Linked DNA regions of Mus musculus: region 2 is linked to region 1. Evidence: chromatin loops called from intact Hi-C (ENCODE). Cell type or tissue: heart. All regions are shown on one strand. Each heading gives the region's core, and the rest is flanking DNA. Links, peaks and the distances in the headings are about the cores only. Region 1 holds the start of Prkag1 (protein kinase, AMP-activated, gamma 1 non-catalytic subunit). Region 2 holds the start of Ddx23 (DEAD box helicase 23).

Region 1 (12,464 bases), core at 2,656-10,655:
TGCTACAAGTCAGATTTAAGCTAAGCCTGGCCTGGTCCACAGGGGACAAAAGAAAAGTAAGCTCCTAAGACACCCGGAAGGCTCAGTGTAGGAGGCCCACAGTCTAAATAGTAAGAGCCACAGAACTGAAAACTGTCACCGCAAGCAGTCTCAGGCTGATGGGGTGTGGAGACCAGGAGGAGGGTGCCGGGTGTCCACTGTCGCTGTCCCCTCTGGGGTGTAGGAGGAGTGGGACACCTAGCTTGTCATAGGGTTATGAGATCTGATTTCCAGTCCTCACAACTGCACAGGAAGAGCTTAAAACCCTGAACCATCTCTAGAAATTTCTACTCGGGTCTCTATTTTAATCTTTTTAGAAAAATGTATGTCTCTCTTTTAACATATGCAGTGTTCTGCCTGCATATATGCCTGCATGCCAAAAGAGGGTACCAAATCCTGGTACAGATGGTTGTGAGGCCACCACATGGTTTCTGGGATTTGAACTCAGGACTTCTGGAAGAGCAGTCAGTGCTCTCAACCTCTGAGCCATCTCTCCAGCCCCGAATGCATGTCTTAATACAATAAAGATGATATGTCTCAGGAAGAATGGGGGTGCTCCTGGGCAAAATCCTTTCCCAGAGAGGCAGCAAGCTGATTCCTTCACTCGTCTGTGGACTGGGGTGTGAATCTAAGGTGTCACATGTGCTAGGCAGGCAGGTGTTCCACCACTGAACTACAACCCCCAAAACCCTGCCTCTGTCCCCAGGAGAACCCCAAGAGACTGGAAAGTGCCACTGAGGACCAGGTCGGGCTCTGGCTTTCACCTCAGTTTCCTGGACTCGGCTGGTTTCGCGGTAAACATACCTTGAAAGTGTTCATTCTCTAGAGCTGGCGAGCTCTCTGCAGCAACCTAGAAGACAAGAGAAGCACAGTCACCGTGACTGAGACTCCATCTTAGCACCACCTTAGAAAAAGGCTACTTGGAAGACGTAAGTGGGAACATCATGAGCCTGAAGCCAGGCCAGCCTGGGCTACATAAGCAAAGCTCCATCTCAAAAAGATTTAATAAAAAAAAAAAAAGGAAGAACAGGAGGAAGGGAGGGAGGGAGGGAAGCTGGTATGGTGTAGGGAGAGAGAGAGAGTATTGGCTTGTGAACCAATGGTTTCCTTTAGAAAGCACTGCAGGACTCTTCAAGAAACATTAGTTCAGTTGAGGACGGTGGCACCCACCACTTAGGAGGGTGAGGGAGAGAGGATCAGGTTTGAAACAAGCCTTGGCTACACAAGTTTGAGGTTAGCCTTGGCTACATGAGACTCTGTCTCAACATTCTCTTGAAAGAAGAGCAGAAACATATTATCTCATTTAGTTGTTTGTTTGGTTTTTTAACAACCCTGAGGTAAACAATGTTATTAACAGTAGGAAACAGAGACTCAAGAGTCAGTAAGTAGCTGGTGTGGTAACACCTTTAATCCCAGCACTCTGGAGGCAGAGGCAGGCAGATTTCTGAGTTCGAGGCCAGCCTGGTCTACAAAGTGAGTTCCAGGACAGCCAGGGCTATACAGACAAACCCTGTCTCGAAAAACCAAAAAAAAAAAAAAAAAGTCAGTAAGTAACTTGTCCAGGCTCACACCCCTGCTAAAAGATGAGGTGGGTAGGGACCTGAACCCTGATACAACACACTGCTAATGGTCTTGGTTGGTTGGTAGTGTTTCAACACGTAGGCTAAGCTTAAACTTAAGTTCCTCTTGCCTTATCATACCTGGCTTCAGGATTGCAGGTGTGCATTACAATGAAAGCAAAACATCTAGTCTAAACCAGCTGTGGCAGAGCTTTCGAACTTGGTGCTCTGGAGGCAGATACAGGGGGATGGTAACAAGTGTGAGATCAGCCTGGTCTACACAGGCTAGCCAGGGCTACAACAGTAAAACTCTCAAAAATCCCAAAGCAAAACCAGAGTTAAGACTAAGATATCTGAGCTTAAGGTTGATGTCAAAAGCTTCTCACAGATCTAGTTCAATAGGACAAGAGCACTGCACACCTCTAATCCCAGTGCTAAAAAGGCAGAAAGCAGCAGAGGATTACAAATTTGAGGCCAGCCTGGGCTATGATATGGATTTGGGCAAGCCTCAAACCCACATAAATGCCCTAGATAACACAGCTTTTCCCAAATACTCACAAATATAGCTGTGGCACTAGAGTCATGGTCATACCCCTTACTACTTCGAGAGGGACATGTCTGGGGAGATCCAAGCAGTACCCAAACAAGCAAAACTTGGATGATAAGGACCATCTGCAACTGGGGGCTGGGGCTCTCTCAGCACCCTTGGGAATCAAAGGGTTGGATGCAGAGTTTCCTTTCCTGACAAAGTCTGAGATAAAGGCGATCTTACACAAACAAGCTTTCACAGAGCTCTCTCTGTGGAACATTCAGAAACCGCATTGCTATGTAGGAACCAAGCGATCATCAAAGTGTCTACTGTCATTCATACTTTGGCTTTGTCTGCTCTGGGCAGTGTGTCCTACATAAACTTAAACATTACTTCACTGTTACAGTTTGTGTAGTTAAAAGCCTGGGGTTGAACCTAAAGAGTCAGCTGGGAAACAGGGTCCAGGGGGCAAGACAGCCCTAAATCTCCTTCCAGTATACCAGGTAGGAGACTAATTCTCTCTTTTCTCTGGGCTTGATAAAACTATCAGTCGGCTCTGGCATTTTTTTTTGACAAGGTTATTGGAATGACAACAGCCTCACTGTTTAAAACTGGAGGGCGCACTTCCATGGTAAAGATGCACACAATAGCTCTCACACGCGACACAGGGCGAGCAGCTACTTCTGAAAGGGCTGGTACCTATCTCACAACACACAGGGCGCTGTGCTACAGTGTATTTTGCACATTATCTATAGAAACAGATTATAAATTCCCAGAAACCTTCAATTATCTTATATGTTGTACTTGACTCCCCTATCATTGGGCATAATTTACACTTAAAAAAAAATCTCTAATAATGGTGTAAACAGATATGAACAGAAACCTAAGACCGAGAGATGGAGATGCCCAGCCAGAGATACACATATCTCTTACACATAAGAGTCAGCCTCAGTGCTAGTTTCTTTTCTGTTGGTGTGGTAAAACACCCTGATAACAAGCAATTTGCAAACGGGCAGTGGTGGTGCACGCCTTTAATCCCAGCACTTGGGAAAGGCAGAGGCAGGTGGATTTCTGAGTTCAAGGCCAGCCTGGTCTAGAGTGGTGGTGGTGGAGGAAGCAATTTGCAATTTGGGGGAGGGTAATTCCAGGACACGGCCCATCTCTGTGTGGAGGTTACAGCAGCAGGAACTTCAGGCAGCTGAACTGAAGTCGAGTGGAGGGGAATGAATGGACGTAGTCTCTCTTGCAGGCTTTGCTTGCGGCACCGTTTCCATTCTCCACTCATTCAACGCTGGACCATCTACCTAGAGGATGCTGCTGCTCATGGCTGCCAGCTAGTTCTTCCCACAGCACTTAGCTAAGATAATACTCCAGACATGCCCACAGAAAACCCCTCATTGAGGCTTTCTTCCCAGGTGATTTCACATTGTAACAATCTGACAAAGGTAACAGTCAGACACAATTAAACAACCACCACAGAAACAATTAAAACACAACTTCACCCTTCCTGTCTGTGGGAAAGTTATGGCCACTCCCCTCTTCCTTTAATAAGACAGGGCTGGTATGCACTGTATTCCCAGTGCTCGGGAGGCACAGTTAGAAGAATTAGGAGTTCAAGACCAACCTCAGCTACAAAGTGACTTCAAAGGTTAATCTGTGCTACATTAGACCCTGACTCAAAACAATAACAAAACACCCAAAACAAACCATCTTAGGGAACCAAAAACATCATTGTATCACACACGTGCAAAGTATTACTACAGAGAAGGAGGCTAGATCCTACCTAAGACACAACTGCTTTCCAAACTCATGATCTATGTTCAAATGTTACAAAGACTATCTAAGCACATAATCTATGAAAATAGATTATAAATTCCCAGAAGTCTTCAACTATCTTATACTTTGTATTTGACTCCCCTAACAGGGAGTACATAATTTACATAATGTACATAATTTGCAGTTTAAAAAAATTCTCCAGCTCGTAATACTAAAGTATTACAAATATCTGTCCTTCGAGCCTGTTCTTAGCCTGTGACTTTTGTTTTTTGTTTTTCGAGACAGGGTTTCTCTGTGTAGCCCTGGCTGTCCTGGTACTTACTCTATAGACCAGGCTGGCCTCAAACTCAGAAATCCTCCTGCCTCTGCCTCCCCTCCCAACTGCTGGGACTAAAGGTGTGCGCCACCACGCCCTCCCGACTTGTGACTTTCGGTTTGTTTTTTTTTCCTCAGTGCAACTCTGCCATCTTTCCAGTGCCTGGGACTGTAGCTCTGCTTCCCTTAGAGGTACGTCAGGTTCTGAGGTCAGAAATGCCCCAAACCTGTCTGTTTTCCCAGCTGCTGCTCACCGTGCACCAGCTGTAAGCTTTCCTGAACTTTCAGTGAATGAGTGCATGCCCAAGGCAGTGCTGAGCCTACAGCCTTGGGCATGCAAAGTGAGGAGCCCTCCTGTAAGCTACACCTCCACCTGCCCAGAGTGCTCCGCCTTAGCCAGCATCGTTCCCTGCTCCACACCTATAGCCTCCTTGCTTTAGACTTTGATCAGGTTCTCTAGCCAAAGTAGCTCATTTGGAGAAAATACCTCCCAAGGCCTGGAAGGTGGTTCAGTGAGTAAAAGAGCTTACCCCATACGCCAGGTGACCTGTGTTTGATCCCCAAATCTACATTAGGGTAGAAAGAAAACAACTCCAGAAAATGGTCCTTTGCCTCTGCATTCCTTCCATGCACCTCCCCACTCCAACTCTCACTCACTCTTTGTCTCTGTCTATCTCTCTCTCTCTTACACTTCAAAATAAAAGAAAAACCAAACAAAACAAAACTTCCTTTCTGAAGTGGTTTCGTCTATTCACAGAAAGCTGTTAAGAATATTCTCAAGCACACCGCCTGCCTTGCTCATAAATCTCCCACTGGCCCCCTTACTATAAAAGCCCACAGCCCAAGCGAGTGATGGCTCATAGCCACACTGTGCAGACCATCTGAGCTACCTACTGAGACCCTGTCTCAGAGAGAGAGAGAGAGAGAGAGAGAGAGAGAGAGACTTCCAACTTGGTTTTAGCCACCTTTTCTTACACTATCATCAAAATCTAGTTTCAACACTACTGAGCCATGGGCTGAACTCTGCTCCTAGGCTCACTGTAATTTCTCCTTCCTTTAGTCAGGTGTCTGTATCCTAAGGACACCTTTAATCCCAGCACTTGAAGGCAGAGGCAGGCGGATTTCTGAGTTCTGAGGCCAGCCTGGTCTACAGAGTGAGTTCCAGGACAGCTGCCAGGGCTACCCAGAGAAACCCTGTCTCAGGGGAGGGGAAAAAAAAAAAGCCCTAAGGACAGTACTTACTACAGTCTACCTTAACTAACAGCCTTCCCGGTACCTCTCATCTCTGTCTCTCTGTACTCCAGTATATATAAAGCAAAGGGCTAAATTCGTAAATATAGAGAAAAGTTGCTTTAGAACTATATACTCACAGTTCACTTATAATGTAAATAATACATTTACAAGTTAGAAACGTGTTGTTTTAAATTTAATGTAATCAAACTACTTTTGCTGAGAATGCTTTCTCTGTAGAAAAACAAAATCCTTGGTTAGAGGACCACCTGCATACCATTTTACCACTTTATCCTTCCTTCTTTATAAACTAAGTTACACTATTCCTCTGCACACAAAGGGGCGGGGGGGGGGGGAGGGGGAGAGAATTTACTCCAGGCCAAGTAACTGACTCAAAGAAAACGCAATTCTAAGAAGAGCGAACCTGCAAGTATTACATGGATATATGGTGGGGGAAGACAAACCCCAAGCTGCCCTCAGAAGATACTCGGTTAAAAACTACGGAGCAGGAAGTCGATGGGAGGGCCTTCGGAGTGGCAGAGAAAGCTCCTGCGAATGAGGTCGGTCAAACAAGTAAGTAGCAGATAAACCTACCGCATCTGTAAAGAGCCGAGCCGACGGTGCTCGCCAAGAACGAGCTGTCAACACGCATGCACAGCGTCACTGATCAGGACACGACCTAAACTTGTCCAGGGGACACAGTGGCCTCCTGGATTCCTTCCTTCGCGGAAAATTCAATTCTCGGGCTTAGTAAAGGAATGGAACCTCGCAGGATGCCAACAATTGCTTAAGCAATCGCACAAACGGGGTCCTGGAGCTCCCTGCAAGCCGGGCTCGCTCACCTAATACGCGGGATCACAACCCCGCTCTCATGCAAACTTCGGAAAGGACTTGAGGCACTCATGGGCAGGGGGCTCCAAGCTCACAACCCGCTCCCTATCTCTCAGGGTACCGCGGACCCCTGGCGGGCGGGCGGGCGGGCGGGCACGGGTGTGGCCCAGACCTAGGAGAGGCGCCCACCCGAGCAGAGGAAGGGGAGTCCCGGACTCCAGCGCCAAGCCGGGCCGGCCTTCCCCGGCTCCTAGCGGGGGGTCTCCGGCTCCACAGCGCCCCCCGCCGCCCTCCTGCGCCACTCACCGACTCCATTGCTAGCGCCCGCCAGTTCCTCAGCTTGGAAAGCTCCCTGGCGCCAGACCCCGCCCCACATCCGGTGCCGCGCACCACTTCCGCCTACGTCAGACCCCAGCCGCAGGGCGGAAGGCGGGGAACCCACCCTTCCGGCGGTGGCTGAGCCTGGTTTATTGGGTAACCTTCCTCTCCCAGCTCTCCAGGACCTTAAGATCTGGCCAACGGCGAGGGTCATGGGACAGAGGCACTTGTATTTAAAATGTTCTTTTTTTATTTATCGTTTAAAAACAAACTTTGAAGAAGCAAAATCCAAAACTTGCCCTTTGCCTCTCGCAACATAAATTATGTACAGTTCAGAATGATCGCTGATACAAAACATGCCAAGGACAGGGGCGCTGGGGGTGGAGGAAGAGAGAGCGCTTTAAAAAAGGGAACCATTTCATCCGTTGTCACGAAGGACCAACCTTGCTGTACAGGATACACACAACACAAAAGAAAGTTCTTCACGGGTTCACACTTGTCAGCGATTTATTTTTTTTTAAAGGGGGAGGGTCCTGGAGGTGAAGGTAGAAGGTAAAAAGGGAGAAACTGAAAATTGAGTGCAAGTGTAAACCAACCCAAAATACAAACACAGGGGGCGGGGTTGGGGGTGGGATTCTGATGCAATTATACAGGCAGGGTACTTTAAAAAAAAAAAAAAAACCAACAACAACCAAAATTCCAACCTTGTAGCGTGGGTCTGAGTTATAGTTTATATAAAAATTAAAAACTGTATAAGGTTTCTTCACTAAATTCTACAGGACTATCGGATACCTAGCATATGCTTACAAAGTCTGCCCCTTCTCCTTTCCCAGTTCTAGGGCCCAAACCCCAACCAGAGCCTGACTCACAGGAGACCATCTCCCCCACCTAATGCCTAGACCGTTCAGCTCTGTGGCTTTGGGGACAGCAAGCCCAGGTTCCCACTGTCTAGTCTAATTACAATGGTTTCCGTGGGAGTGTGGGGGAGTTGTTATTCTCAAACATTTGCAGCTTGAAACAGTTGAGGAAGCAGCTTTAAAAAAAAAAAAAAGAAAAGAAAAGAAAAAAAAAAGGCCAGAAAAAAAAAAAAAAAAAAAAAAAAAACCCAAAAATCTCCCTACCCCCATCAATCCACAATCCCCCAAATTTAAAACAAAACAAAAACCTAAAATCACAACAGCAACCGCCCTACCCCTCCAGCAGGCCTGCCCATTTGCCACCATCCAGCCCATCTCTACAATCCAGATAATCTGATTCTTGAAAATAGTAATTACAAAATGCCCTCTGCCCACAGCCCCTAGGAGAGAACTGCATAGAAGCGTCATTTCATCCCCTCGCTCCACCAGAGAGGGGTCTGAGGCCTCACACACCCTCTACCCTACCGCTACCCGCAGGAAGAGGTTCGTCTGCAGCACAAGCTTGGGGGGGGAAAGGAAGGGAAAGGAAGATAAGGGCACCATCACCCTCTGGCTCCCCCTGGGGCCAGCTCACTTTGTGCGTTATAACATAGTCCAACTATACAACCCGGGTAAGAATCACCCAGCTTCTCTCTATACCCCCACCTTACAGCAGTCACAGCCAGGGGGTGGGGAGGGGGGGGGAGGAAAGGGCGGTAGGTTGGGTAATGGAGGGGGCCCCCCCACAAGGGGAGCTCCATGTGTCCGCCCCACACCCCCCTACCATTTATAAACTGGTTTTGTAAAAAGAAAATAGATATATTTATATAGAATATATAAAGCACAAAAATTAGTAGTTTTACATTTGCTCTCCCCGGGGGTAGGGGGAGAGGGGAGGGCTCTCACCTCCGGCCGGCTCCCCCATGCCCCACAAGACTATGTACAATCCCATGTATAAATAGATAAATACCCCCCACCCTCCCCGCGCTGACACTAAGCTCCCCACCCCCACATCACCACCCATTCCCACCAGACCAGCAGCAGTTTGGTGACTGAGGGCAAGTGAGAGCTCTGGACCACACCCGGCCTCACTGGGTATGGGCACGCCGCTCAGGGATAGCCCTCACCCTACCCCCCACACCCCGTCCAGGGGCTGGAGGGCAGATGGGCTCGGGATGAGGCTGGGAAAACAGGAGAGCGAGATCCTGGTCCTAGGTTTAGCACGCCCCTCCTGCCTCCATGTCCAGATGGAGAAGGAGGTCCTAGAGCAACTAGGGACCAGTCACCCCCAATCTTCATCACCATTTGCCTCAGCCGCCATCCCACGCCCATAATTAAAAACAAAGATGGATTTTTGTTGTTGTTATTGTTGTTGTTGTCCTTCTCCTACCCCCCTTCCACCCACTCAGACGAGGGCAGTGAGGTGGGGGAGAGAGTCAGGGCAGTAGGGGGCTCGGAGAGGGTCTCACATTTCAAAACAGCAAAAAATCCAACACTTAAATGAGGTAGGTGTGGGTGCGGGGTCTCCTTGCCCGGCTTGCCCGGCTTGCCCTCCTGGGCATCTGGCTGCCTCTTTCCCATCATGTTGCATTTGTCAGAGTGGAAAACAAGGAAACACAACCCATAGAGAGACAGAAACACAGAGGAAAAGAGGGAGACAGAGACAGATAGAGGAAGGGGATGGGGGTGAGGGTAGGGGCAGGACCCGGCAGGCAGGGCCAGGTGTGGGACCCGGCCTTTGGGATTGTCAAGCTTAGTCAAGTCTCTTTGCAGCCTTGAATTGGGCCAGCGAGGTCGGTGGAGGCAGCAGGGCTGTGAGGCCCGGCCGCACACCCCTCCCTGCTCCCTGACACTTCTGGGTAGTCCCGGCCCATATCCCCCTCAAACCTGAGATGCCCAGCGGCTGCTCCTGTCTGTCCCCTCCTGGAACTGGGGGCAGATGCCAGCCTAAGGGCCGGTGGCAGGGAAGAAGGTTGTCCCTGGTGCCCAGGGTAGGCTTGGCCTAGGGTCCTCCGCCCCAGCCTCCTGCTCCAGGGGCTCCGGTCAGCCGGGAGCCCTAGCCCTGGGTCCTGGCTCTGGCTGCTACCTCTCTTCCCCCTCGTCCCTTTCAGGGAGGAGGCGGGAATGGGGGGAATTCCCCTGCCTGGTAGCCTCAAAGCTTCTTAGTTCATCCATTTCCTACAGTTCCAGGCTCCACAGTGACAGGGGATCTTGTGCTGATCGTCCTCAAAGTCAAACTGATAGTCATAGGTCAGCTGGAAAGAGAAGGGGGACAGCGTCAAGGCAGGCCTGATGAGGCTGTAGGCGAGGGGCCCCGATTGATGGTGTGAGAGGGGCCGTGATGGTCCTGGGGCACAGGGTCAGGGCTCTCCTCTTACCTCCTCTCCTTTGGGGATTCGCCGGCTGGAGATGATAATAATTTTGTCCTCCTTGTCAAACGTCACGACCTCCGCTACACAGTTAGGGGCACAGGAGTGGTTAATGTACCTGGATGGCAGGACAGAGTCAGTGTCAGAGACAACAGGTGACACCCACATGGCCACCAGAGACACTTAAGTCCTTACGCTCACCTGGCAGGGCCTCCGGTCAACGTGGCGTCAATCACATGCTCGTTGTTTATCCGAAACATGTAAATACCGCGGTTCTAGAAAGACAGTTGAGAAGGAGGAACCTAGGTTAGCAAGCAAACCCGGCAGCAGGCTTAGCTGACATGACCGGCCCAATTTCTCCTGTCTTCTCCCTCCTGCACGGTTTTCCAACTGCCTCCTGGATTCAAACCTGTCCCCAGGCTCCTAGGCCGAGGGTGGCCCCTCCACCACAGCAGCCCCAGCCACCCCACAGTACCTGCTCCTCATAGATTTTCTCCCGCCGATTGGCCACCTCATTGCGAATGATGGTGCCGATGTACTCGATGACCATCGTGTGCTTCTCCAGGTCCTTGGCTGCATAGAGGCCGAGGCCCTGGATACGCGAACGAGCCAGATACACATTGTTCTTCCACTCGGTGCGCAGGCGCCGGTACTGAGATGACTTGGAGTGCACAAACTGCTTGCTGTACGGGGTGTTGGTCTCGCCTGTGAAGGTGCTCTGATACGCCTTAGACATGCTGGTGCTGTTCAAGGTATGGGGCCTGGGGGGGGTGATACAGTCCATGACACGACAGACCGAGCAGACCTTGCCCGCCTCCTCCCTAGGAATGTGCTATCAGCAAGTGCTACAAGTGCCTGCTGCTGTGCTGTGCAAGTGGAGTAGAGGCATCTGGGTCTCAGCTTGAACAGGCAGCAACTCCCTACTGGGACCCTTCTGGACACCCTGGGGAGCAGACAGCACCCAGGACAGGGTTAGGTACAGAGAGGGAAGAGGCACCCATTCCCCTACACTGAGCCCGCTCTCCCACCTCAGACTGTCTACACCCTCCTGTCAAACCATGCTCAATGCCACACTCTTGGAGGTCTTCCCCAAGGCCGGAATTTAAGCTGGCAATTTGTTGTTTAATCGGATTAAGTCCTACCTCTTGCATATACTGTAAGCCCTGAAAATGGGGGCCATCTGTACCACAGTGGCTCGATCTGAGTTTTAAGTGGCTGTGAGTTCACAGCCTGAAGATGACATCGTTGCCTCTCTTCAGGCCGCCCCGCTCTGCAGCATAGCATTGGGCTCTGTGCAGACAGCTCAGTGCAGGGGAAAGACTGCTGCCTGGTGGGAAGGAGCCTTTCACCACCCTAGGAAGGTCTTGCCCAGAGCAGTGGTTTTCAAACACTCCGGTGCTTTTCTCTTTATTTAGCAGATTCTTTTCTCCAACAAAATGTTGACTGTAACTCCAATCCACAGGTGAAAACAGGGCTCCTCTGGCTAAGTCCAATCTTACCAAGGTGTAGTTACACACACGGGCAAGCCTGCCCGCTGGCTTCCATGTGCTGGGGCTTTAGGAACAATGTACTTACAGTTTGAAAACCACTGTTGTAGAGCATCAAGGTCTAGGGCTAACTAGGGGTAGAGTGTTCGACATTCTATGACAGCCTTCGAGCCACCAAAGGCCTTCATGGAAAGCCTGCTACCGTGGGCTCTGCCTCCCTCTACCCGAGGACCAAGGTTAGGCTACTGTGGTACACAGAAAGACCAGAAACCCACAAGTTAAGAGGAGGGCCTAGTCCCAGCTGTGTGACCTTATCTAGTCACACAGTCTTTCTGGGACTCAGTTTTCTCAGCTATAAAATGGGATCATACCACCTGCCCTACCTACCTCATAAGGTTGTTGTGAGGATCAAATGAGATAATGGATGTGAAAACGCTTTGAAAAAAAAAGTATAAAGTGCTATACAAACGGAAGGCTGCAGTGCTTCTGTAGAATACTTCTAGTTATTTATTTCTAAACCAACTCAGATTGGAAAGGGAATGTGCCCTAGTCACTCAAGGGTGTCTGAAGTTTGGGAGGGTCACCGGCCCCTCTGGAAGCAAAACCAAAGAAGAAAGAAGTGACCAGCTCCCATATACGTTTCACCACTGTCGACCAAGAACCTCCCCAGCAGCCATTCCCAGGGTGCCCAAGAGAACTCTGTCCTGTTTCCCTGATTAGGGAAGAGGTAAGGGGTACCCCAGGAAATTTGTGTGCCTCTAATCAGGGCTAAGGGCGACTCCCCAGGTTCCTGGAAAGAACTCTGATCTGCATCTCAAACCCTCAGAAGGCAGCCAGGTCCTACCACACCTCCAGCCCATGGCCTAGCCGCACAAGCTCACCGTTTATAGTGTGTGAGGATTTTCGGTTCTGATCTGGCACAGCCGGTGGGGTTGATCATGAGCGGTAACTCCATCAGAGGGTGGCGCCCGTAGCGGAATAAATAATTCTGACAGCTCTCCACCCCAGGTAGCTGTGGACACAGGGATGGCTGCCTTACTCCTCTGGCACGGGACCAGTAAGTATTCCCACCTTGGCCCCAGCTCCTTGCCGCTTGCTTACCGATTCAGCTATGC
Region 2 (12,464 bases), core at 1,867-9,866, 170 kb before region 1:
GCCCCTAACTCCGGCCTGCGCACTCACATAGCAAGCGCTTTACACTTTATCACTGAGGCCAGGCTTAACCCCTAAGAGCACAGATCCTGCTCTTAAGATCTTCCAGAGCGATGTCGTCATACTATGTTTTAGTAGCAAGGGCCGATCAGGGGCTGTGAGAACAGCTGAGCCATGTGCCTCGACCATCTGCAGCTGCCCCTTACAAGCTCATTTTCAATCTTCAGGAACTGGTTACTCAGCAGCGTATCATGGGAAGACCTATGACCACAGCCTCAGGAGGCTGGCAGAGGAACCGTAAGTTCCCGTCCACTCGGGCCACTCAAGTATGAAACGCTGTTGCTTAACAGGACAGGTGCCAAGCATCCTCCCCTCCTAGTGTAACAGACAAAGAGCCACTTTACCTCTCTACAGACTTGGAACGGGACCGAGAGCGAGAACGGCTCCCTCCTCTACGCCTATCCCGTGAGCGATGCCGCTTCCTATCTTTAGATGGGGAGGACTTCCGGTCCCGGTCTCTATCGCGATCTCTCTCAGGAGTCCGTGATCGCTTCCTTTCCTCCTTGGGTGATGCGTCTCGGTCCTTTTTGTCAGCCAGTTCTCCTGCCATCTGGGTGAGAAAGAGGTCCTCATTGCGTCCAGTTCAGCAAACCTCAAAGCTAATGTGTGTGTTAGTGTACCTGCTTCTACAGGTACATACACAAGCTCTGATTAGCAGAGGCCTGGTAGGTCCTCGTGAAAAGCCCATACTTCTTCATTACATGAGACTGTCTCCCTGTGATTTCTTCTTACAGATTCACCATTCCATTGTTGACACAGGGCTAGCCTGGACTATTATCTCAAAACCAAAAAGTAACCAACACCATTTAAAACACAAGACACCAGCGGGGTGGAGAGTGGGGACATCCTTGTGGAGAAGGGTGGGGTGGGGGGATGAGGTATGGGATATGGAACACATGGAGGATGGACAGGGAATAAAATCTGGAGTGGGAAAAAAAAAAAAAAGAAACCACCAGAGGAGAAACAAAATATTTTACTCTGATTTAAAGAAATGCACTCTAGGGGCTGGGGAGCCGGCCTGGTCTATAAGGTGTCCGTCCACTGCACAAGCATGAAGGCCACAGCCTGGACCCCGGTGCCCATGTGAGGAACCCAGTGTAGTGCATGCACCTGCAGCCTCAGTGCAGCCTGGCCACAGATGGTCCCTGAAGCCCAGTGGCCAGCCTGGCCAAGTTGCTCTGGGTTCAGTAAAACCTTTGTTTTAAAAGGTAATGCAGAGGGCCACTGCGGTGGATATGTGGGTGAAGGTGCTCGATACCCAGTCTGACAAGCTAAGTCTGATTCCCAGAACTTAAGGGGTGGAAGGAAGAACTGACTCCAAAAACTCATCCTTTGACCTCTACATGTGCACTGTGGCAAATGAGTGAGTGTACACACACAACATATGGTAGACAGTGCCCTCTGATGACAACTTCTGAACTACACACACACACACACACACACACACACACACACACACACAGTACCTCTAGTTAAGCAATGGGAAAAATGTGAAGGGTGCATAAGACCTCCAAGCACATTCTTTTCTTTTCTTTTTTTTCTTTTGGTTTTTCGAGACAGGGTTTCTCTGTGTAGCCCTGGCTGTCCTGGAACTCACTTTGTAGACCAGGCTGGCCTTGAACTCAGAAATCCACCTGCCTCTGCCTCCCAAGTGCTGGGATTAAAGGCGTGTGCCACCACTGCCGGGCAAGCACATTCTTTTCAATGGCCTGGGAAAGGACAATTATTTCAACATAACAACACATCAAGCAAGGGAAAGTGTCTCAACTAGAAGTTCCAGAGGTGACTGACAGACAGGCTGACAAATCTCTCCTCAGGTCCCACAGCCTGGTGGTCTGTCTTCTTCAGGCAGACGGGGCTATCTACTGTCTACTGTTCTGAGAGGTCTGAGCAGGAGTCTGATCTATTCCCCTCCCCCCTGGGGGTACACTGCACAGCATACCACACTGCCAACTGTTCTTTTTTTTTTTTTAAAGATTTATTTATTATTATGCATAAGTACACTGTAGCTGTCTTCTGACACACCAGAAGAGAGCATCAGATCTCACTACAGGTGGTTGTGAGCCACATGTGGTTGCTGGGATTTGAACTCAGGACCTTCGGAAGAGCAGTCACTGCTCTTACCCGCTGAGCCATCTCACCAGCCCCCTGGCAACTGTTCTTGAACTACAAAAACTAGTAATTATTTTATTCGCAGGTGACTGGGCTAGAGTATTGGTGTCCTAAGCATTTTGAGGCAATCCTTCTATCCAGTGCCAGTGACTGCCATATTGCCTAAGAAGGGAAAATGTTGGGCTGGAGAGATGGCTCAGCGGATAAGAGCACTGACTGCTCTTCCAAAGGTCCTGAGTTCAAATCCCAGCAACCACATGGTGGCTCACAACCATCCGTAATGTGATCTGACTCCCTCTTCTGGTGTGTCTGAAGACAGCTACAGTGTACTTACATATAATAAATAAATAAATCTTTAAAAAAAAAAAAAGAAGGGAAAATGTTAAGAATGAAAAAACAAAATGAACAAATAGCGTTTTCTGAAGGCTAAGATGACCTAGTTTTATCTCACAATTAACTAAAAAAAGTGAGAGACTGGTCTAAGTCAGTCTATCATGCATTTCACAGTATGTCTCTCCTACAGCCCTAGGAAAACAGCCCATCCTTGGGTTGTTTGGTTGTTTTTTTTGTTTTTGGAACACCACCTTTCTATGGTGGCACTTGGCTGGCCTGGAACTCACTATGTAGACCAGGGTGGCCTCAAATTCACAGAGATCTGCCTTGATCTGCTTTTAATCCCAAGTGCTGAACACCGTCTAGTGCCAGGAGCTGTTCTGGGTCCTGGAGACGACACCGTAACTAACACAAACTCGCTGACTTCATGAAGCATGAGTCCAGTGTAACACTGTTTCAGCTACTCAGAGTGAGCTCCAAACAGGGAAGGAAACGGAGTAACATGATATGGAGAGATGAAGAAGAGGCTCTTGGGGAAGACGTCTTAGGTTGACATTTACACTGAGAGCTGACAGTGGAAGAAACAGCCATGGGATGATCAGGAAAGAGAGCTTACAGATGGAGCTGGCAAGCACTGAGGGAACAACCAGCTCTGCACGTCGCTCTCCAGAGACTGTGGCTAAGGGGTACAGACCCGCACTTGGGAGGCAGAGGCAGGCGAATTTCTGAGTTCGAGCCCAGCCTGGTCTACAGCGTGAGTTCCAGGACAGCCAGGGCTGCACAGAGAAACCCTGTCTCGACCCCCCCCCATCTTCCCCCCCCAAAAAAGACAAGGTCAGGGGCTTGGAGAGATTGGTCAGTGGTTAAGAGCACTGGCTGATCTACCAGAGGACCTGAGTTTGGTCCCCAGCATCCACATGATGGCTGGCAAGCAAGCACCTGCAATCCCAGGGGATCCTGACGCCTTGCTGTGACCTCCTCAAACACTAGGCACTCAAGTGGTGCACAGACATAAACACATGAAAAACACCCATACATACCACCACCACCCCAAAAAACACAAGAATGAGGAGAAGTCAAATCATGAAATTGTTAGAAACCAGGGCAAAGGTGCTTGGATTTCAACTTAAAACCAAGAGTAGGAACTAGAGATTTGGGGGGGAAGTGGAAGTTACTGGTGACTTTCACTACAGCTGTAGGGAAAAAAAGGAAAAGGAAAACAAAATAAAGACAGGGGGCTGGGGAGATGGCTCAGCGGTTAAGAGCACTGACTGCTGTTCCAGAGGTCCTGAGTTCAAATCCCAGCAACCACATGGTGGCTCACAATCATCTGTGATGGGATATGATGCTCTCTTCTGGTGTGTCTGAAGAGAGCTATAATGTACTCAATCCACTAAATAAGTAGATTTTAAATAAGAAAAAGAAAGAAAGAAAATAAAGAAGACACTAAGCTTGAATGGCGTTTGTCTGGGACAGAATGAGAACTGTCAATAGAAGCAAAATACACTGTTAGGGGCCCGTGCAAAGGCATGTGACTCTCAACGTCATCTCAACGAGAACATTTGGAGAACTTTAAGCAGAGTATAATACGACCAAAAATTACATTTGAAAAGAATTACTCTGGTGACTTACAAGGAAATATGTAGACTTGGTTTTTGTTTTTTTTTTTTAATTACAGAAAATGCTTAATAGTCTACAAGTGTAATCATAGCACTAGGAAGGTGAAGGCAGTACTGAGCGTCCAAAGACAAAATGGACTAGGCTGCATACTGAATTCAAGGCCAGCTTAAGCTCCAAAAGACCCGGGCTCCAAAAGACCCTGGCCGTGCTTCCCAGTTCTCTGTAGGGCAAAGGCCAATTGTTTTCATTTAATTGTTCATCAAGCGCTACTATATATGCAACATTCAGCTGTAGGCCCCGTGGAAACTACAAAATGAAATTCTGTCCACAGGAAGCAGCAGATGGCACAAGACACGCCAAGATAAGAACGTTCAGGCGAAGAATCCAAAGTTGCCGGTCCTTTCCATTCGTAAAGAGGATATGGAAGGGCCCACAGAGGAAGTGGCTCGTTTTAAAGTACGAGTAGAATTTGAAGATGTGCAACTGTGGGTTAGGGTTAGAACTAATCTCCGGCCGAAGCACTAGTTGGCAACCCCGAGCCGGAAGGCATGGGGTGGGTTCTGGGAGCACATTAGAGTTCCTGTCTGGCCGAAGTAAGGAAACAAGAATTAAGTCAGACTGACGTATAACAAGGGCGATGTCCACGGGCCAAAGTCTAGGCTCATAATACAGTCCTGGAAGTGGCCTGTGCCCTGGGCAGCCAACACTGCTCCCGGGGCCCGCGCCCCTTTCACTCTTGCCCGCCGGAGCTGCCCTGGCTCGTGCCCCTTCCCTGAGGCGTTCTTCCCCTTCCGGGCTGAGGCTACGGCTATCTTCCCGCTCCTCACCCACTCTCCAAACTCGTGGGAGCCGCCTCCACCGCCAAGACTCACCACCCCGCGCCTGAACCGCCTAACGCGGCCTCAACGTCGCCGAACAGTCGCCATCTTTCGCGTTTCCAGATCACGGAGGAGCACCCAGGCCGCGCGGCAAGCCGGGAAAGGGAGTTCCTGGGCCTGCACCACGCGAGCTGACGAATAGGCCCTGAAAACTACCAATCCCAGAATGCACGGCGCGAGGGCCGGCCAGGCCGTAAGGTCTTCTGGGTAATGTGGTTTGCCAAAGGTTCGGTGTTTGTAGGAGAAAGAATTTTCCAAGTGTTGTCTTTCTACTTACAAGGTTCTTCCGCAGCAGTCTTTCTGGAATCTTCTAGTAGGTATTGCAGTTGATTTCAGTCAAAGCTGGCAGCTTTCAGCGAGAAAGTTTATACGGTAACAAATAATTTGCTTTTTTTTTTTTTTTTAAAGATTTATTTATTCATTATATGTAAGTACACTGTAGCTGTCTTCAGACACACCAGGGAGTCAGATCTCATTACGGATGGTTGTGAGCCACCATGTGGTTGCTGGGATTTGAACTCTGGACCTTTGGAAGAGCAGTCGGGTGCTCTTACCCACTGAGCCATCTCGCCAGCCCCCCCCCTTTTTTTTTGAAAAGTGTTTTTTATAAAAATTGTGAGAGAGATTATTGCCTCCGTGGATGAATGGAAGATAATGAACTAAAGATTAGTTCACTGGAGTAGCTTAGTACTTCACAATGAAGGTAGTACAGTTTTCACAGTAGAACTACTCCAGTCACAGGAGTAACCTTGGGGCCCCGGCAGGATGAATGCCTGAACAACCCCAGGGTACCCACTGTCCCCCTACTCCCAATAAATAATAAACTAACATTTCAGAGGTTTCCCTGGAAGGACTTCCCCCTCAAGTATCTTACTATTTATTCAACATTCCTCATGGGACCTTGCTTCCTCGTTTCCCTGGTCTTCAGGAACTGCCCACTTGGGCTACTTGTTATTGTTGATGTCTTCCTTCAGGTTCTCCATACATCAGTCCACCGAATTTTTCTTCTAGTCGTAGACCCACTTCCTTTCTCTTGGGTTCAAACAGTACCGTCAGCACCCGCTGAAACAGAATACAACATTGTGCGAGGTAGGATGGTTGAGATTAACCAGGGTACCCACTGCCTCCTTTTACATTTTCCATCCTCGGGTTTGCTTTAATCCCACATAGTTGTTGGTCTTTCTACTTTAAATTTATTCTATTTTTATCTGCATTGGTGTTTTACCTACATGCATGTCTGTGTGAGGGTGTCAGATCCCCTGGAGCTGAAGTTATAGACAGTTGTGAACTGCCCTATGGATGCCGGGAATATGAACCTGGGTCCTCTGGAAGAAAAACCAGTGCTCTTATCCACGGAGTCATCTATCTCTCTAGCCCCAGGTCTGGTTTTTCACTCTGGGTATTTTTTCAGTTCTCAAACAGGGTCTCAGAATACACCCTAACTAAAAAACTCAGCTACGCTGACAGTGGCTCAATGTCCTATAAGGAGACTTTTGGAGAGCTCTTGTAGCCTCTGATATTGCAAATTCTAGTGCAGGGAGGACTTGGTCAGTCTGAATCTACTGGGTATAATGAACACTAGAGGGCTCTCCACTCTCAGAATTAAACCCTAACACCACCACCCCCCCTTTTAAAGAAAATAAAAAATAAAAAGGAAAGAAAGAATTTTTTTTTTTTTTTGTGGTTTTTCGAGACAGGGTTTCTCTGTATATCCCTGGCTGTACTAGAACTCACTTTGTAGACCAGGCTGGCCTCGAACTCAGAAATCTGCCTGCTTCTGCCTCCCTAGTGCTGGGATCAAAGGCGTGCGCCACCACGCCCGGCAGAAAGAAAATTTTAAAAAAAGAAGAAAAAAATTCACACACAAACCAAAAACTTGACTGACCAAGGATTGGTTGGAACTTTTAAAACCTTCCGTTATTGTTTGACAGTCTTCCAAGTGTCTGGCTCCAGGCTTGACACTTAGGCTAAGGCTTCTTGTGTTAGTCATCATAAAACTATGAACTGCGCATGACCTTAGTGATAAGGAAAGTATAGCTCACTACATCTCCATTCCAAGTCCACAAAGTTGAAGAACAGAAGGGGATCTGAAGCCCAGGGGTTCACTTGATCTCTGAGACCTTACCTTTCCTTATTTCAAAATACTATTCTGTATACACATACACAATTATTGATTATTTAGATTTATTTATTTTGGTTGTATGTGTATGATTTGTTGTTTTTTTTCCTTTTTTTTTTTTGTCTGTATGTATATATGTGAACCATATGGAGTTTCGGACATAAGGAAGCCAGAAGAGGGTGTCAGGTCCCCTGTAACTGGAGTCACAGAGAGTTGTGTGCTGCCATGTGGGTGCTGGGAATCAAACCCAGACCCTCTGGAAGAGCAGCCAGTGCTCATAACTACGGAGCCATCTCTCCAAGTCCTAAATGAACACTTTTTTAAAAGAGTAAATTGAGGGGCCGGGGAGATGGCTCAGCAGTTATGAGCACTGACTGCTCTTCTGAAGGTCCTGAGTTCAAGTCCCAGCATCCACATGGTGGCTCACAACCATCTGTAATGAGATCTGACGCCCTCTTCTGGTGTGTCTGAAGACAGCTACAGTGTACTTACACTTAATAAATAAATAAATCTTTTTTTTTTTTTAAAGAGTAAATTGAGACTCAGAAAGTTGAAAAGGCTTGTCTGAGTTCACAGTGGCCCTCTCCTAGTGCTTTGTCTGAGTTCACAGTGGCCCTCTCCTAGTGCTTTGTCTGAGTTCACAGTGGCCCTCTCCTAGTGCTTTGTCTGAGTTCACAGTGGCCCTCTCCTAGTGCTTTGTCTGAGTTCACAGTGGCCCTCTCCTAGTGCTTTGTCTGAGTTCACAGTGGCACTCTCCTAGTACTTTGTACTTCTCAGGACACAGCTAAGAAAGATACCAATCTGCAAGATTGATTTTGCTTTTCTAGCTCTCTTACAAATTATTCTTGTGACTATTGTTGCTGTGTTTGTGTTGGGTGTTATGTGTATTGTGCGTTCATGTGTATAGGCACAGGCTTGCCACACACATGGAGATCACATGATAACCCACAGTCTCAGTCCTTGGCTGTCTGTCATCTTGTTTCCACCTTCCATCACACTGTGAAGGTGCTGCGATTATGGACATGTAGCAAGGCAGCTTTATGTGGGTTCAGGGATTTGAACTCAGAAACTCATGTGTGCAAGGCAAGCACTTTAACCACTGAGCCACTCTCTAGCCCTCAAGATTATATTTAGTAAGGATCAAGGCCAGTTTCCTATTTAGCAACATGGCTAAAAATAAAGGGTTCGTGTAATATAGTTAACAGTGAGGCTAGGTTTGAATCCTGACTCAGTCACTAGCAGTATGATATTCTGCATATTATATACTATATATAATATAGTATATGCATATATGTGTTAGCATATTATATAACATTATTATATAACATATTATATACTATATGAATTTTATATTATATGTGATCGCATAATACATATACCATATAACATGCATATTATATAGTATATAGTATTTTTTGCATCATTTATAAAACAAAAATAATACTCCTTGCCTTACAGGATGAGCTAGAAAGGCACTTAAAAGTTATATTCTTGATGCATGCCTGTACTACCAGCACTTGTGATGTTAGAAATATCAGCCATTGGTTCAATGTTACCCTTTGCTACATAGTGAGTTCAAGACCAATATAAGCTGCATAAGACCCAGGTGGTGGTTGTGCATACCTTTAATCCCAGCAATGGAGCGGGTGCAGAGGCAGGCAGATCTCTGTGACTTCAAGGCCAATCTGGTCTACAGAGTGAACCAGGGCAGCCAGGGGGAGGTACACAAAGAAACCTTGTCTCCAAAAACCAAGAAAACAAACCAAAACCAAAACAAGACCCAGTCTCAACTCCTACCCTCTCCACAAAATAAACAACAAACAAACAAGAAAAAAGCATATTATGTTGTCAAATATAGTGTCAAGTGCCAACTCCTCAGAAGGCTGGCCTGAGAGGACCATTGAGCCCAGAGTGGGAGTCCATCCTGGGTAACAACTCAACAGGGAGCTCCCTCAGAGAGAGAGAGCTCAGAGAGCGAGATTGAAAGCAAGATGGACAAGGAGGAGGAGAAAAGACAAAAGAGAAAAGAAAACAAATTTTAAGTGTGCATTTCAAAGCTAGGCTTGGTACCCAGGCATGGTGGCACAGCCCTGGAGTCCCAGCACTTAGCAGGTAGAGACAGGAAGAGCGGCTCAAGAAATTCCTCTGGTATGTTGCAACTTGAAGCCACCCTGGGCTGCAGCAGCTGGGCATAGTGGTGTGCACATCTTTGATACCAGCCCTCAGGAGGCAGAAGTAGGCAGGTTTTTGTGACTTCTAGGTCACCTGCGCTTATATATAGTAAGACCCTGTCTCCAAAAATGTTCTAGAGTTCTACATTTGGCTGCATGGCTTGGGCACAATAATCTCTCAAGACCTCTTTGCCTGTATAGCGAAATAGGCAATCGCTCAAAAGGTTATCACAGATAATATAAAGTGCTCTGACACACGGCAACACTAAAACAAATATTAACTAGTTTTCTTTTTGAGGTTAAGTTTGCTTATTTAAAGCAGATGCATCAAACAGGGCTGAAGAAGTAGTTCAGCAATTGAAAGCACCTGCTGTTCTTGCAGAGGACCTGAGTCCAACTCCGAGTGCCCACCTAGTAAGGTAGCTCACAATAACCTGTTAACTCCAGCTCCAGGAGTTCTTATGCCTCCGGTCCCCGAGGGCGCCTGCGTTCACATGAACACATGCATGTGCGCACACATGTGCACACGCGCGCGCACGCACATACACACACTATTAAAAATAAAATGAGGGGACTGGAGAAATGGCTCAGCGGTTAAGAACACGGACTGTTCTTCCAAAGGTCCTGAGTTCAAATCCCAGCAACCACATGGTGGCTCACAACCATCCGTAACAAAATCTGATGCCCTCTTCTGGTGCTTCTGAAGGCAGCTACAGTGATCTTAAAAAAAAAGCAAGATCCTTTTAAAGGACAGAGATGCATGATAAGTTATCTTTTGGAGACAAGATCTTGCTACATCATAGGGTAGACTGGCTCCTGCCTCCGTCTCCTAAGTGCTGGGCTTCCAGGCATAAGGTATGTGATAATTTGTATATGCTTGGCCCAGTGAGTGGCACTATTTGGAGGTGTGGCCTTGGAGTAGGTGTGTCACTGTGGGCGTGGGCTTAAGACCCTCACCCTAGCTGCCTAGAAGTCAGAATTCTGCCAGCAGCCTTCAGATGAAGATGTAGAACTCTCAGCTTCTCTTGGATGCGGCCATATTCCTGCCTTGATGATAATGGACTGAACCTCTGAACCTGTAAGCCAGCCCCAGTTCAATGCTGTCTTTTATAAGACTTGCTTTGGTCATGGTGTCTGTTCACAGCAGTAAAATCCTAACTAAGGCACACCATCATACTTAGTCGTAGTAACTTTTTAAGATTTTTTTTTAAAATTTTACATATATGGGTGTTTTGTCTGCATGGGCGCCCACATGCCTGTGGTGACCATGAAGGCCAGAAAAAGGCATAAAGTTCTCTGGAGCTGCAGTTACAGATGTCAGCCACTGTGTGGATGCTGGGAACAGAACTTGAAGTGCTCTTAAACTCTGGACCATCTGCCCAGCCCCCATAATAACCTTCTATTACTTCTATGAACCTTTGAGAACAAGAGGTGCGAGTCGCTAAGGAAGAGATGTTAAAACTGAGCTACCATCAATGGATACTGGAATTGGAAAACCATCAGCAAAAGTCACCTCTCCCTGAACTCAGGAAATGGGAATCCCAGGAGCCACCCCTAGGCTTTGAACTAGTCTGTGCGGCGCCTACCCAGCAGCTTGACCCTCTATTTGAGGCGAGCTTTCTCTCTTCAGTCTCTGTAGGGTAGTGGTTTTCTTTTTTTTTTTTTTTTTTTTTTTAAATATTTATTTATTTATTTATTTATTTATTATATGTAAGTACACTGTAGCTGTCTTCAGACACTCCAGAAGAGAGTATCAGATTTTATTTCAGATGGTTATGAGCCACCATGTGGTTGCTGGGATTTGAACTCAGGATCTTTGGAAGAGCAGTCGGTGCTCTTAACCACTGAGCCATCTCACCAGCCCCCCACTGAGCCATCTCACCAGCCCCGGGTAGTGGTTTTCAACCTGTGGGTCTCGACCCCTCTGGGTTTGCCTAACAGGTATTTACATTACGATTCACAACAGTTGCACAATTAAAGTTATGAAGTGGCAGCAAAAATAACTTGATGGTTGGGGGTCAGCTCAGCATGAGGAACTGCATTAAAGGGTGGAGGCGTCGGGAAGGTTGAGAGCGCTGCTCCTAGTCCTCAGCAGGAAGTGATTTTATCCAGAGGACACTCAGCAATATCTAGAGACATTTTTGGCTGTGACAATTGAAACATGCTACTCTTATCTAGAACCGGGATGTCAGGGCATCATACCCTACATAGGACAGCCCCTTATAAACCACCATTCTCACTTCCACAGTATCAGCAGCCTGACGAGAAGGAAGCCCTACTCCAGGGCCAAGGACCTCTTTCTTGGCTTAGCAGGATGCAGGTGGGATTCAGAGAAGTAGAACAAGATGCTAGGGGACCCTGGAGACAGCCACTGTAACTCCTAGAAAGGGATCCAAGACAGCTTTTCCGCCGGGGTGTGGTGGTCCATGCCTTTAATCCCAGCACTTAGGAAGCAGAGGCAGGCAGATTTCTGAGTTAGAGGCCAGCCTGGTCTACAGAGTGAGTTCTAGGACAGCCAGGGCTATACAGAGAAACCCTGTCTCAAAAAAAACAAAACAAAACAAAACAAAACAAAACAAAAAAAAAAAAGACAGCTTTTCAGCTTTTCCCTGATCGCCATAAAAACCAAAGAACAACAACAACAAAACCCCACCAATTTCTTCATATGTTATATTTCATTAATAAATAGGTTTTCTTCTTTAAACACGGAACATAGAACAGATTGAAACACTCCCCCACCCCACCCCCAGTTCCAAAGACAAGAGTCTATAAAACAAATGCCAACTGTACCGCCCCAGGGGCAGGAAAGTCTGGTGACCCCTCCCATCAGTCCTGCCCCCACAGCACCACCACCCCCACATTCTGCAAGAGAAGGGGGTCTGGGGCTTCTCCCTTGGGCCCTGGGGACTTCAGTAAGAAGCATGTGAATGTATAATATCACCTCTCCATGATGCATGGGTTAGGCAAAAATGAGGGTTCCCTCTTAGGTCAGCCCTCGCCCTCCTGGTTTCAGTGATGGAGCGTCTGGGTTAAGCCCCGAAGGGAGCTGTCTCCAGCCTTTCACGGTCTCCAGTCCATTGCCACTTCTTTAAGGAGAAGAGAAGGGATCAAGGACCCCGCCCACCCCAAGCCTGCCTGGAAACGCTGTATGGAAAAGGCGTGATGTCGAAGGTG

Evidence for each region. Peaks named below come from ENCODE experiments on the same cell type or tissue, not always from the same donor. Only the 100,000 strongest peaks of a DNase experiment are listed, where the experiment ranks them.
Region 2: a loop joins it to region 1, with 11 times the contacts of the local background. A loop is called at or near these places in 1 of 42 quality-filtered maps.

Annotation. Positions count from the first base shown.
Region 1 is chr15:98,824,845-98,837,308 of GRCm38, forward strand. It overlaps Prkag1 (protein kinase, AMP-activated, gamma 1 non-catalytic subunit), which reads right to left and starts at 6,664. Exons shown (of 12, transcript NM_016781.2): 1 at 6,586-6,664; 2 at 844-889. The coding sequence starts at 6,594. It overlaps Kmt2d (lysine (K)-specific methyltransferase 2D), which reads right to left. Exons shown (of 55, transcript NM_001033276.3): 50 at 12,451-12,464; 51 at 12,231-12,361; 52 at 10,338-10,623; 53 at 10,064-10,137; 54 at 9,872-9,980; 55 at 6,825-9,748. The coding sequence ends at 9,656. In heart, for the core only: a CTCF peak has its summit at 6,550; DNase peaks (open chromatin) are centred at 6,137, 6,667, 8,637, 10,647 and 3 weaker places; H3K4me3 peaks cover 2,613 bases; H3K27ac peaks cover 3,775 bases.
Region 2 is chr15:98,657,829-98,670,292 of GRCm38, forward strand. It overlaps Ddx23 (DEAD box helicase 23), which reads right to left and starts at 5,061. Exons shown (of 17, transcript NM_001080981.1): 1 at 4,995-5,061; 2 at 402-607. The coding sequence starts at 607. Rnd1 (Rho family GTPase 1) reads right to left here. Exons shown (of 5, transcript NM_172612.3): 5 at 11,377-12,464. In heart, for the core only: a CTCF peak has its summit at 6,568 (motif pointing right); a DNase peak (open chromatin) is centred at 5,103; H3K4me3 peaks cover 1,684 bases; H3K27ac peaks cover 1,234 bases.